2 separate regions of the Homo sapiens genome follow, and region 1 is linked to region 2. A link is a loop called in an ENCODE intact Hi-C map of the cell type or tissue named here. Cell type or tissue: MCF 10A. All regions are shown on one strand. Links, peaks and the distances in the headings refer to the core of each region. The heading gives the core; the rest is flanking DNA.

Region 1 (5,382 bases), core at 211-5,210, 580 kb after region 2:
ACTATGGTTAATTTTATGCAGTTGTGATTTAATGCTGCATCTTTACGTTTGTTTACATTTCTCTGGACTTGGAATGGTGCCTTGTACAGTCTGTAAGTTTGTATGCATAAGTTTTGATAAATTTCAACTTTTTATAATAGACTAAATTGTATGTACTTTATGGTAGCAAATGATAAAATATTCTCGTATCCACATATATTCTATGCATTCATCACATACTTAAGTTTTTCTTAATTTTTTTTCAATATTTCTAGGCTATACAGCTCATCTGCAAGGTTTTTCAAATCATTGCAAATCTCCAAAAACTTTCCAATATATTTATTGAAAAATATCCATGTATAAATGGACTCAAGACAGTTCAAATCCCTTTTGTTCAAGGTTCAACTGAACTACTATTAATCCCTACCACATGTTGAGTATTTATCATGTGTCAGACACGGTACTATTCATTTTATACACATTATCCTATTTACCATTGTTTGTATCTTCATTTTAATAAAAAAGATCCCAAAATTAATTTAATGAGGTTATAAAGCTTGAAAGTCATATGGCTAGTAAGTTGTAGAAGTAAGGCTCAAAAGCAGGTTTTTCTGACTCCAAAACCACCCTGACATACTTCCTTCCCTGCCAAAAATATGCATTTCCAAGTATATTATTTACAAGTTTGAGAAATACTGGACTAGGTAATAGAAACCACAACGGCAGAGAGCCCCAAGGAAATAATATTTCTAAATAGCCTTGGAGGACTCTGGATTAAAGACAGAAAGGTGAAAACACCCTTTGAAGGAAAAAAAGAAAGTGCTTTTCAAAAAAAAAGTCATAGCCAGCCAGTTATCTTTTGTTAATTGTATCAAGACAATTATTAATTATTCCACTTTAGAGATACCCAGTTGTAAAAGTTGCCTCCAAAAGCAAGAACAGAGATTGGGTTTGCAGGAAATGAAAAAGAAAGGCTTCAAACTGCAGCAGGATGCCCCATTGCAGTCAGCCTCATCTGCTGCTTACAGCCTGGGCCTCAGCATGTTCAGCAAACTTAGGGAACTGGAGCTGTGCATTCTAGTCAGAAGACGGGAGCAAAAGTTGTGCAGATTTTTCAAAGCATATTGTAGATTGCTGGAGTGGTCGGTGGGTTTCCAAAATGCCACTCATATCCAAATCTCTCTAGTACTGCTAAATTTAGGGTCCATAATAAATAATGGATAATCAACTTTGAAATTTATTGAGACACAATTTGAATTGGGGGAAATTACTGTGAATTTAGCAAGAATGCCCTAGGAATAAGAACACAACAGGAACCAAATAGCCCAGACTATGAAAAATAAATATGGTCTTGTGAGGTGATTGGGACCCCATTTTTCAAGGCTGCAAATAGCAAAAAGAGAATGAGAAGGAAAAATAAGGGTTTTCCAAACATTATAAAATGTAGAGCTTCTTGGTTTATAGTGAAATGGACTTGACTCCGGTAGGAAAACCAAGGACCTTGGTTATCATGTTGCTTAGACATTTTGGATGATGTTACACTCAGCATGCATCCTACTAATATTTGGAGCTATATTTCCTTTTTCTAATTCTTAATATTTAATCATTTTTCAAACAGAAAAACATAGCCTGTATTCCTACTGAATTTACCAGGGAGAAATTCTTTTAAAGACACAGTAGTTTATTGGTAGAATTTGTTGGATATCCTGCATTCACCTTCAAAATGGTGCTTATATGTGCACATCTCATGTGTCATTAATCGATTTTAATACTCCATGACTAACAAGTTCTTCTAGAAACCATGTTTCTGTACTGCTGGGAAACAATCTTCGAAAAAATAAAGCTGAACCAGAAATAGAAAGGGTTAGTCTTCTATTTTTTCACACATAGAAAGCATGGGTGCAATTCTGTTTTAATAGCAGAATAAATGGTATAGTGATAATGTTTCACGCTAATAAATTAAATTGGGGTCGCCAATGTAAAATAGAAATGTTTCTGATAGTTATGGCCTGGAAAACGAAATCTGAAAAGAAGTACAATTGCTCCGGAAAATGTTTCTTTGTATTTAAAAAAGGAGACTATCATTTTAACATTTCTCTTAACTTTGCTAAAAATAATAACCGTGACAGAATCCTTTTAGCCCTGCTAACAGGGATGCCAAACGGAAAAAAATAACTAAAGAACCACAGTGACCTCTAGTGGAAAGAAGCAGAATAGGTCTTCATTCACAGCAAGTAGTTAACCATGCAGAGAATGATTTTGCCCATAAAAACATTCTTTCTACAAATAAAATGGAAAGAAAATAATAGTTATTCTAGCCCCAAAAAAGAATTCATATTTATGCTTGGACCTGATTTTTTAGTTGCTAGCAGTTTCAGAGTTGTTTTAAACTATAGAATATGTGGTTGTAATCATGCTATATGCATACTTTTACATGCTCCAATTTAATTTTAACATGACAACACAAGTATTACCCTATGGTATTAAAAAAAAATCTTCCCAAGCACCTTTTTTGATGAGCCACAGTTTACTTAATCTTTCTTTTTTCTAAAAAAAACTTTAAAAGAAACAAACATTTTGCAAAGGAATCCAAATAGAATTAACAAAGCATTGCATAGTAAGGAAGGTTCTAGGGCAACTTACTAAACTCATTGAGATGATTTGTAATCCAAATATCGATTATTAAATGAGCATCTACTACATTCGATTTGCTGATATTAAAAGGACACCATGAAGGACCCAACAAAAAAGGTGATGCTGACAAAAGAAGTGATGCTGGAGGGATATGATCGAGATGATTGAAAGGCACATGCATATGAACAACACGAGGCAGTGCACTGCAATGGGTACCAAATGCCATGACTGACTAAGGAGATGAGAAAGGGGAAAGCATCCCAGCCCTCCAGAAAAGCAACTAGTGAAGCCGTCAAAGGATTGGAGAGTTGAAGAGGAGAAGGAAGATATATACAAGATAGAAGGAATAATAAGCAAAATTACAGAAGCAGGAATTCACAGGGTTTTCTCTAAAGGATGGAGAGTAGATTGTTCCAGCAGAGGACTTGGGAGAGCACACTTCTTGTAACACGAAGGGGGTGAAAAGAACAGGTGCAGAGCATCATCCCCCTCCCAGTCATGGTGCCAGGAGGTTCATGTGCTTTGTTTCAGTTACTCAGCCCAGCCTTGCAATTGCAGTAATGTCACTGATGCCATTTTAAGATGAGAAACCTGAGAGGCTCAAAGGAGGTAAATATTGGCCAGTAAGTGGAAAAGACAAGATTTGAACCTGATCAGTTGTCCTGCGTGGACTGCATTTTCTTAAGTGAGAAAATCTTATCCCTTACCATCATGTTTAATCTATTCCCTTACTTAGAAAAAGAAAACCCTTTTATTAAAGAGAGTGCGATACTGCACTTCAATCAAGACTCTGTCTTAACGATCACAAATATAGGATATTGGCCTCTGAATTAATTACAATCGCAATTAATGGCTTTAAATTCTTTCAGACTCCTCAACCCACAATTTCCTCATGTATGTGAAACTCATGTAGCTGGAAACTATGATACCAAGAATAAAGCTTCTGAACTAGCCTTGATAAAATTGCAGTGAGCCTGGGTGATGGGATCAATCACACCCCAAACCTCAGCATCATGCAATACGCCATGTAACAAATCTGCACCTGCACCCCCTGAATCTGAAATACAAGTTGAAAGTATAAAAAATGAAATAAAATAAAATTGCAGTGAGGTTGACTCCTCTCTTTCCCTTTCAATGCAGAGGAATGAAAGAGGTGGAGTCAGAACAAGAGCAGCAACGAGGCCCCTTGGAGTGGCCTTGGTTTTGTCCGGACTGCTCTCAGGCAGTCCCATGTGCCCACAGTGTTCCTATACAGAGCACACTCACATTTACAGCACCCCTACAAATTGCCTTATGCCCTTCGCATATGTTTATGTGATGCTCATATCCAGCCACCCAGAGTCACAGAGCACAGGAAAGCTGTGCCCACGCAGTTCAGGTGCCGAGTCCTCATATTCAAGTACAGTCCAACAACCACAACGTGGGTTCAGACTCACTCAAGTTCTTTACTTGCATTTCTCAAATATTCTGAAGGAAGTATGTAGGTCACAGCAATACTCTTTTAAAATTCCTTCTTCATCTCTCCTCTTCTTCCCTCACCAACCACAACTACTTTGGCACCTCTACTATTTCAACACGTCCCCCCCCAAAAACTTCCAAATTAAAAACTCCTGCTCTAAAAGATACTGTTAAGAAAACAAAAATACAAGCAATAGGCTAGGAGAAACATGCCTGCTGGGAGATATATTTGCAAAACACAAATCTAATAAAGGGCTTGTATTTAAAATATACAGATAACTCTTTAAAATTCAACAATAAGAAGACAAACAACCCCATTAAAGAGTGGGCAGGATCTGAACAGACGTCTCACAAAAGAAGATATATGGATGGCAAATAAGCACATTTCACATCAGGGAAATGTGAATTAAAACAACAATGAGATACCACTACATACCTATAGGAATGACTAAGACCCAAAACATCGACAACACCAAATGCTGGTGAGGATGTGAGGAAGTGGAGCACTGGGAACCTTCATCCATTGCCAGTGAGAATGCAAAATGGTACAGCTACTTTGGGAGACAATTTGTCAGTTTTGTACAAAACTAAATATATTCTTAACATACTATCCAGCATTGTATTTCTTGGTACTTACCCAAATAAGCTGAAAATTTGCATCCACAAAAAACTGCATACCGATCTCAATAGCAGTTTATTCATAATTGCCAAAATCAGAAGCAAACAAGTTGACCTTCAGTAGGTAAATGGATAAACAAAATGTGGTACATTCATAAAACTGAATATTATTCAGTCATAAAAAGAAAGGAGTTATCAAGCCACAAAAAGACACAGATGAAACCCAAATTCATATTGCTAAGTAAAAGAAACCAGTCTGAAACTGTATGATTCCAGCTATCTGGCATTCTGGAACAAGCAAAGCTATAGAGGTAGTAAAAGAATCAGTGATTCGCGGTTGCCAGGGGTTGGTAGGTGAGGGGTGGAAGAACAAATTGTATAGAGAGAGTACAAAGGATTTTTAGGACAATTAAACTATTCTATGTGATACTAAAGTGGTAAAAACATATCATTAGGCATCTGGCAAAAGCCATAGAATTTTGTAACATAAACAGTGAACTCTAATGTAAACTATGGATTTTAGTTTAATAATAATCTATCAATATTGGCTCATCAATTGTAGCAAATGTAGCACACCAATGCAATACGTTAACAAGAGGGAAATTGCAGGGAGGGGACACAGTATGTAGGAACTCCCTGTTCTTTCTATCTTTTTTCTGTAAACCTATAATCGCTCTACAAAGTCTATAAATG
Region 2 (5,382 bases), core at 327-5,326:
AAAGTAACCTTTCCAAAAAAATCTCCTAGATATTTGTAATCTCCTCCTCCCATATTTACAACTGTCTTATCTTCATCTAATTGGATAGCATTGTTTTATCGATTACCTTTAAAGAATCTTTCCCAACCTTCAAATTCATTATCATAGAAATAAAGGTATTTTCTTGTTGCACTTGTATTTGGTTTACACAATATTGTGTAACATTAATAATATATATAAACAAGTCTGTAACTACTGTGGATCAGCACCTGACAGGTAGGAGCAAATATGCAAAGGCTGTTCTAAGGAGAGGCTGGTAGTTTCTAGATTTCAGCTGGTCATAGGCATCAGTCAGGTTGTACAGAGAGAACAGAGTGACTGCTAATCCAGTAACTGATAAATGGAAGCCAGCCAGATAAGATCGTTTTTTATTGTATTCCCAATTTACAGACTGAGAAACTGGGGTACTGAAAACTTAGGTAATTTAACTTCACAATAGCTGGTAAAACCCTTAAAGGCGATAAGGAATACATGGTTATCGGAAAATTCTGTAGTATTACCTGGGGGTTAGAGTGAAAATGGTCTATTACATTCCAGTCAATACTGATGTGCTGGAAGTATACTGGAGGTATAGATAGTTAAACCTGACTCAGGGAAGTGTTTGCCAAAGAAGGAATGCCATCAACCAGGCAGAAGAAGGAGCAGAGAATGATTTGGACAGAAGAACCATTTGCAAGAGGGCTGAAGGCAAGAGTACAGCTGGGAAGAGAATTGCAAGTAGCTCCTAGAGTAGGAGAAAAATGATGAAAGACAATGAATTAAAGAGATAAATAGAGGCTCAATGCCAAAACAAACAAACAAAACTGTATAAGTCACTCTAAAGAATTTGAACCTTATTCTCAAGACACTAGGAACCCAAGAAAAGAACTGGTCAGTTGAGTCACAGGCTCAGATTTGACCTTCAGAGATATCACTTAACTGCCCTGAGGAGAAAGCAGTGGAATGCCTGATAGGTGGCAAGAGCTGCTGGTGGTCTGGATTTGCATAATTTCTACAGAGAGAAGATACATTTAGGAGCTAGCTTTAACATGACTTGCTAATTGATTGACTCTGGTGGTGGTGGTGGTGGTGGTGAGAATGAAGTAATGTTAAGGTGACTTTCAGGTTTCTGGGGCATTCATCTGGATGGAGGGAAGTATCCACTCTTTAAGACAGTGAATTCAGGAGGAAACAAGTCAGTTTCAAGGGTGGTGAAATTTAATTCTAGACATGTTACATTTGAACATCCAATTTTTAATGACCTGTGGGTAATTGCACATATGGATTTCGAGTTTAGGAAAAAGACCTGGGCTGAAATATGGATGTTGTATATGTCAGCATGTAAATGTAAATGGAATTCATGGAAGAAGATGAAATTATACAAGGAGAATAAAGAATGAGAAAAGGAAATGAGCCAAAACTCCCCAAAATGGTAGCACATTTATATCCCTGTCATATGTCTCATGTCTCAAGAGCAAGCCTCCATACTGATGTTACCTTGCTTATGCATAATGGCATGTGTACAATGGAATCTTTCTTCTTTTTAAAAACTTCAATGAATTATACCTAATTTTCCTTGTATGAAATAGATGGGGGGCCGGGTGTGGTGGCTCACGCCTGTAATCCCAACACTTTGGGAGGCCAAAGCGGGCGGATAGCCTGAGGTCAGGAGTTAGAAACCAGCTTGGCCAACATGGTGAAACCCTGTCTCCACTAAAAATACAAAAAAATTAGCCGGGTGTGGTGGTGGGCACCTGTAATCCCAGCTACTTGGGAGGCTGAAGCAGGATAATTGCTTGAACCCAGGGGGTAGAGGTTGCAGCGAGCCGACATCGCATCACTGCACCCCACTCCAGCCTGGGTGACAGACTGGAGTGTCTCCATCTCAAAAATAAAAAAATAAAAAAAATAAATAAAAATAGATGGGGGATACTGAGCTGGAAAATCCTTACTATGACTGTAGTGTGTTTTGTCTACTCCCAAGCAGACAAAATCATAAATTCAAAACCAAGGTGCCATCATTATAGATATTTTCTAATTATAATTATACATCATCCAAAAAGGTAGTAGCGTTGTTGTTAATGGTAGCTGGAAATAAGAAAATGGGATACCATATCTAAAATAGGGTGTGTTAACTTCAAAGTGAGTCTTTTCCTTCCCCCGTAAGTGGGAGTGATTTGCTACAGTGAAAAATCAATGGGCCTTAGAGTCAGGGTTAAAGTCTCAACTCCACAAGCTATCTCCACTCCTCAATCATGAGCAGTTTACGCAACTCCAAGGACAGACAAGCTTGGGCAGACAGCATGCAATAAACAATGTATAGAAGTGAAAACTTACTTTAAGCTTCCAGGGTTTGTTTTTTGGTTTGTTCATGTTTTCTGTCTTGCTTTTATTTTTATTTTTTTTGCAACAAACACATTAGTTACGTTCTCTAGGTCTATTTCCTTACCCAGAGGAGGAAGGCCCCTTAGCACATGATCTCTGCGGTCTCCATTAGTTTCAACATCTTGTGGCGCTGATCACCTGTAAGTTAAGGAACAAACTTCACTGGGAAGTCCTGTAGCCTGAATCCAGCCCCAAACATCCACTCCCCCAGCTGAGGAGGCCGGGAGGTACTTTTACCCTGGTAGCATTCTCAATCAACATGTGTCATTACTCAAAGCGCAAGTGGACCAAGGTGCATATACTAATTTTTTCCTCCAAGGTCTTAGTTTTCATTTTACTTTGAAATGTCACTGTGACTACTTTTATTATTACTATTACCAGGAATCTATGATTGCCATCGAGGTCTATTAGAAGGTCATCTCCCATCCCCCACCCCGCCCAGCTTTATCCAGTGCACGAAGGCTGGCTATTTGTAATTCAATATACACTTTCCAAAACCACGAGTTTTACGTTTTATTATTGTTTTTACTTTTGAAGCCGATGTATGGGGGAACACCCACCAGCATTAACGTTGAAAGAGCTGTTTTCATTGAAACCACTCTTTCATCTGTGGATGGTAGGATAATTTATCAGTGTCTTTAATTTGGAATTGAAAAGTTTCCTGAAAACACTGCTAATTAAACTTTACTTCCCTGAAGTTCTCCTAAATACCTCCAACTCCGAGAACTAGCCCAGTATTTGCTCACTTCCTTTTGCCTTTCAACTCCATTTGATATATGTTTCCCACGACGTAGTGGAGACTTCTGGCTGGAGAGGCTGGAAAATATAACTCTGAATTTCCTACAATCTCAGCTCCACTTTCTCCCGCGCGTAGGCCCCCGGCTGGAGCGGTGTTATTGTCACGTGGCCACGGGGACGCCCGCAGCCGAGTCGGCCAATGGGCGCGCGTCGGCCTCTACCCGCCCGCCTTGCTACTCCGCCGCGCGGGGACTTGGCGCAGTGCCGCGGGGTGGAGGCGAAAAAGTTTCTTTTGCAGACAAGAAGGGGCTTCGGCGAGCCGACGCTGCTCAAGCTGCAACTCTGTTGCAGTTGGCAGTTCTTTTCGGTTTCCCTCCTGCTGTTTGGGGGCATGAAAGGGCTTCGCCGCCGGGAGTAAAAGAAGGAATTGACCGGGCAGCGCGAGGGAGGAGCGCGCACGCGACCGCGAGGGCGGGCGTGCACCCTCGGCTGGAAGTTTGTGCCGGGCCCCGAGCGCGCGCCGGCTGGGAGCTTCGGGTAGAGACCTAGGCCGCTGGACCGCGATGAGCGCGCCGAGCCTCCGTGCGCGCGCCGCGGGGTTGGGGCTGCTGCTGTGCGCGGTGCTGGGGCGCGCTGGCCGGTCAGACAGCGGCGGTCGCGGGGAACTCGGGCAGCCCTCTGGGGTAGCCGCCGAGCGCCCATGCCCCACTACCTGCCGCTGCCTCGGGGACCTGCTGGACTGCAGTCGTAAGCGGCTAGCGCGTCTTCCCGAGCCACTCCCGTCCTGGGTCGCTCGGCTGTAAGTATTCTTCCCGCGGGGGGAGGGGGCCCGGGCCGCTGGAGATTCGAGAAAACAGGAGCCGGCGGGGAATGGGGTTCGGCGTGCAGTCCCCTTTTTGCCGTATAGCTCCTTCTGGCCCAGGCCGCGATCGGCGCTCCGTGGGCGTGGAAAAAGAACTGTCCGGGCCTCAGTTTCCCTCCCACGTGCTTTGCGGGCGGCGCAGGTGGGCTCTTGGCGCGTCCTAACTGGCTGCAGGTAGACCAGGGTTGGGGGCCAGTAACGACGCCAGAGATTGGGGATGAAGTCCTGCGCCCTAAGCTAGCCAAGGGGTTCAAATGCTTGCTCCTGCCAGGCCCAGGGGAGATAAGCGGCAACCTGCACACATCAGGAGTTTGCAGTTCTCGCTGAGTTATGAGTCTGGTTCAGTTTTAGTTTCTAGCTGCGTCAGACTCCTTTTCCTGTTCCCACCCAGTAACTGAAGTCAGGCTTTTCATTTGGGAAGCCCCCTCAACAGAATTCGGTCATTCTCCAAGTTATGGTGGACGTACTTCTGTTGTTCTCCCTCTGCTTGCTTTTTCACATTAGCAGACCGTAAGTTCCCACTCCTCAACCAGATTGTAAAGACTGGTCGGTAGCTATGGAAAGGGCGGAACTCGATTATCCAGAATCAAGGGCGTGATTTCTGTAGCTCCTCAGAACGCCCAGACGGTTTAGGGGAGAGCGCAGGGAGCTCTTATGCAAGTTTTTGGATTTTTAGCTGCGAAGTCTGAAAACCTGAAATCACTGCCAACTGCGTGAAGAACAAGGAAGAAAATGTAATTTAGTTGGAAATGCTGATCTTTTCCAAATGTCATCTCTTTTCTTCCTCAGTCCCAGTTTTAAAATTGGAGTGCTGTAAAAAGTAAACAATCAAAATTTGTATTTTTTAAAGTAGTTGTTCTGTTTAAAATAAAAGTGCACTTCATACGTAATCTTATATTTTGACTTAGCAGAATTGCAATGAAAATTTTAAGTTTTTAAAACAATTCTAGTGAACTATTCCAATGCCCTAATGTGGTAGGAGGTTTGGTCAGGTGTTTAAGAATTTATATTTTAAAATTATTGTGCTAATCTAAATAACTTTTGTGAATGTAGAATTGTTGGCCATCAGAAAGTATATTCCTTGTGTTTTTAATAAGCCTTAGTTTAATAAAGTAGAATTAGTATTGGATTGATATTTAATTTCTTGGGACGTTTTATTTAGTAGTTTTTATTGCAATTGGAAGAGGAGATAAGGTCTTTAACCGAAAGCAGGGAGACTTTCAATTAGTTGTGGCTAATTCTGTTAAATTGCCTCTTGTGGAGGTCATGCTGCCTTATTCATGAGTGAATGGCTCTATTGACAACATATGGAACTGAACATGTAAATGACTGGAGGTGAACACTTAGGAATAATAGAGGGATGAGAAAGAGAAAATGAA

What was found. A loop is a pair of places that touch in the nucleus more often than their neighbours do. Peaks named below come from ENCODE experiments on the same cell type or tissue, not always from the same donor. Only the 100,000 strongest peaks of a DNase experiment are listed, where the experiment ranks them.
Region 1: a loop joins it to region 2, with 6 times the contacts of the local background. A loop is called at or near these places in 9 of 110 quality-filtered maps.

The regions. Positions count from the first base shown.
Region 1 is chr12:58,343,027-58,348,408 of GRCh38, reverse strand. No RefSeq gene overlaps it. Among named protein-coding and RNA genes, the nearest start is that of LINC02403, 260 kb to the right of the region's middle. In MCF 10A, for the core only: a CTCF peak has its summit at 2,178 (motif pointing left); no DNase peak of the experiment used is centred there.
Region 2 is chr12:58,918,558-58,923,939 of GRCh38, reverse strand. LRIG3 (leucine rich repeats and immunoglobulin like domains 3) reads left to right here and starts at 3,436. Exons shown (of 19, transcript NM_153377.5): 1 at 3,436-3,940. The coding sequence starts at 3,705. LRIG3-DT (LRIG3 divergent transcript) reads right to left here and starts at 3,236. Exons shown (of 6, transcript NR_183518.1): 1 at 3,150-3,236; 2 at 2,468-2,541. RefSeq lists silencers at 2,552-2,661, 3,280-3,389, 3,810-3,889 and an enhancer at 4,270-4,539. In MCF 10A, for the core only: no CTCF peak of the experiment used is centred there; DNase peaks (open chromatin) are centred at 3,359, 3,639, 4,449 and 4,579.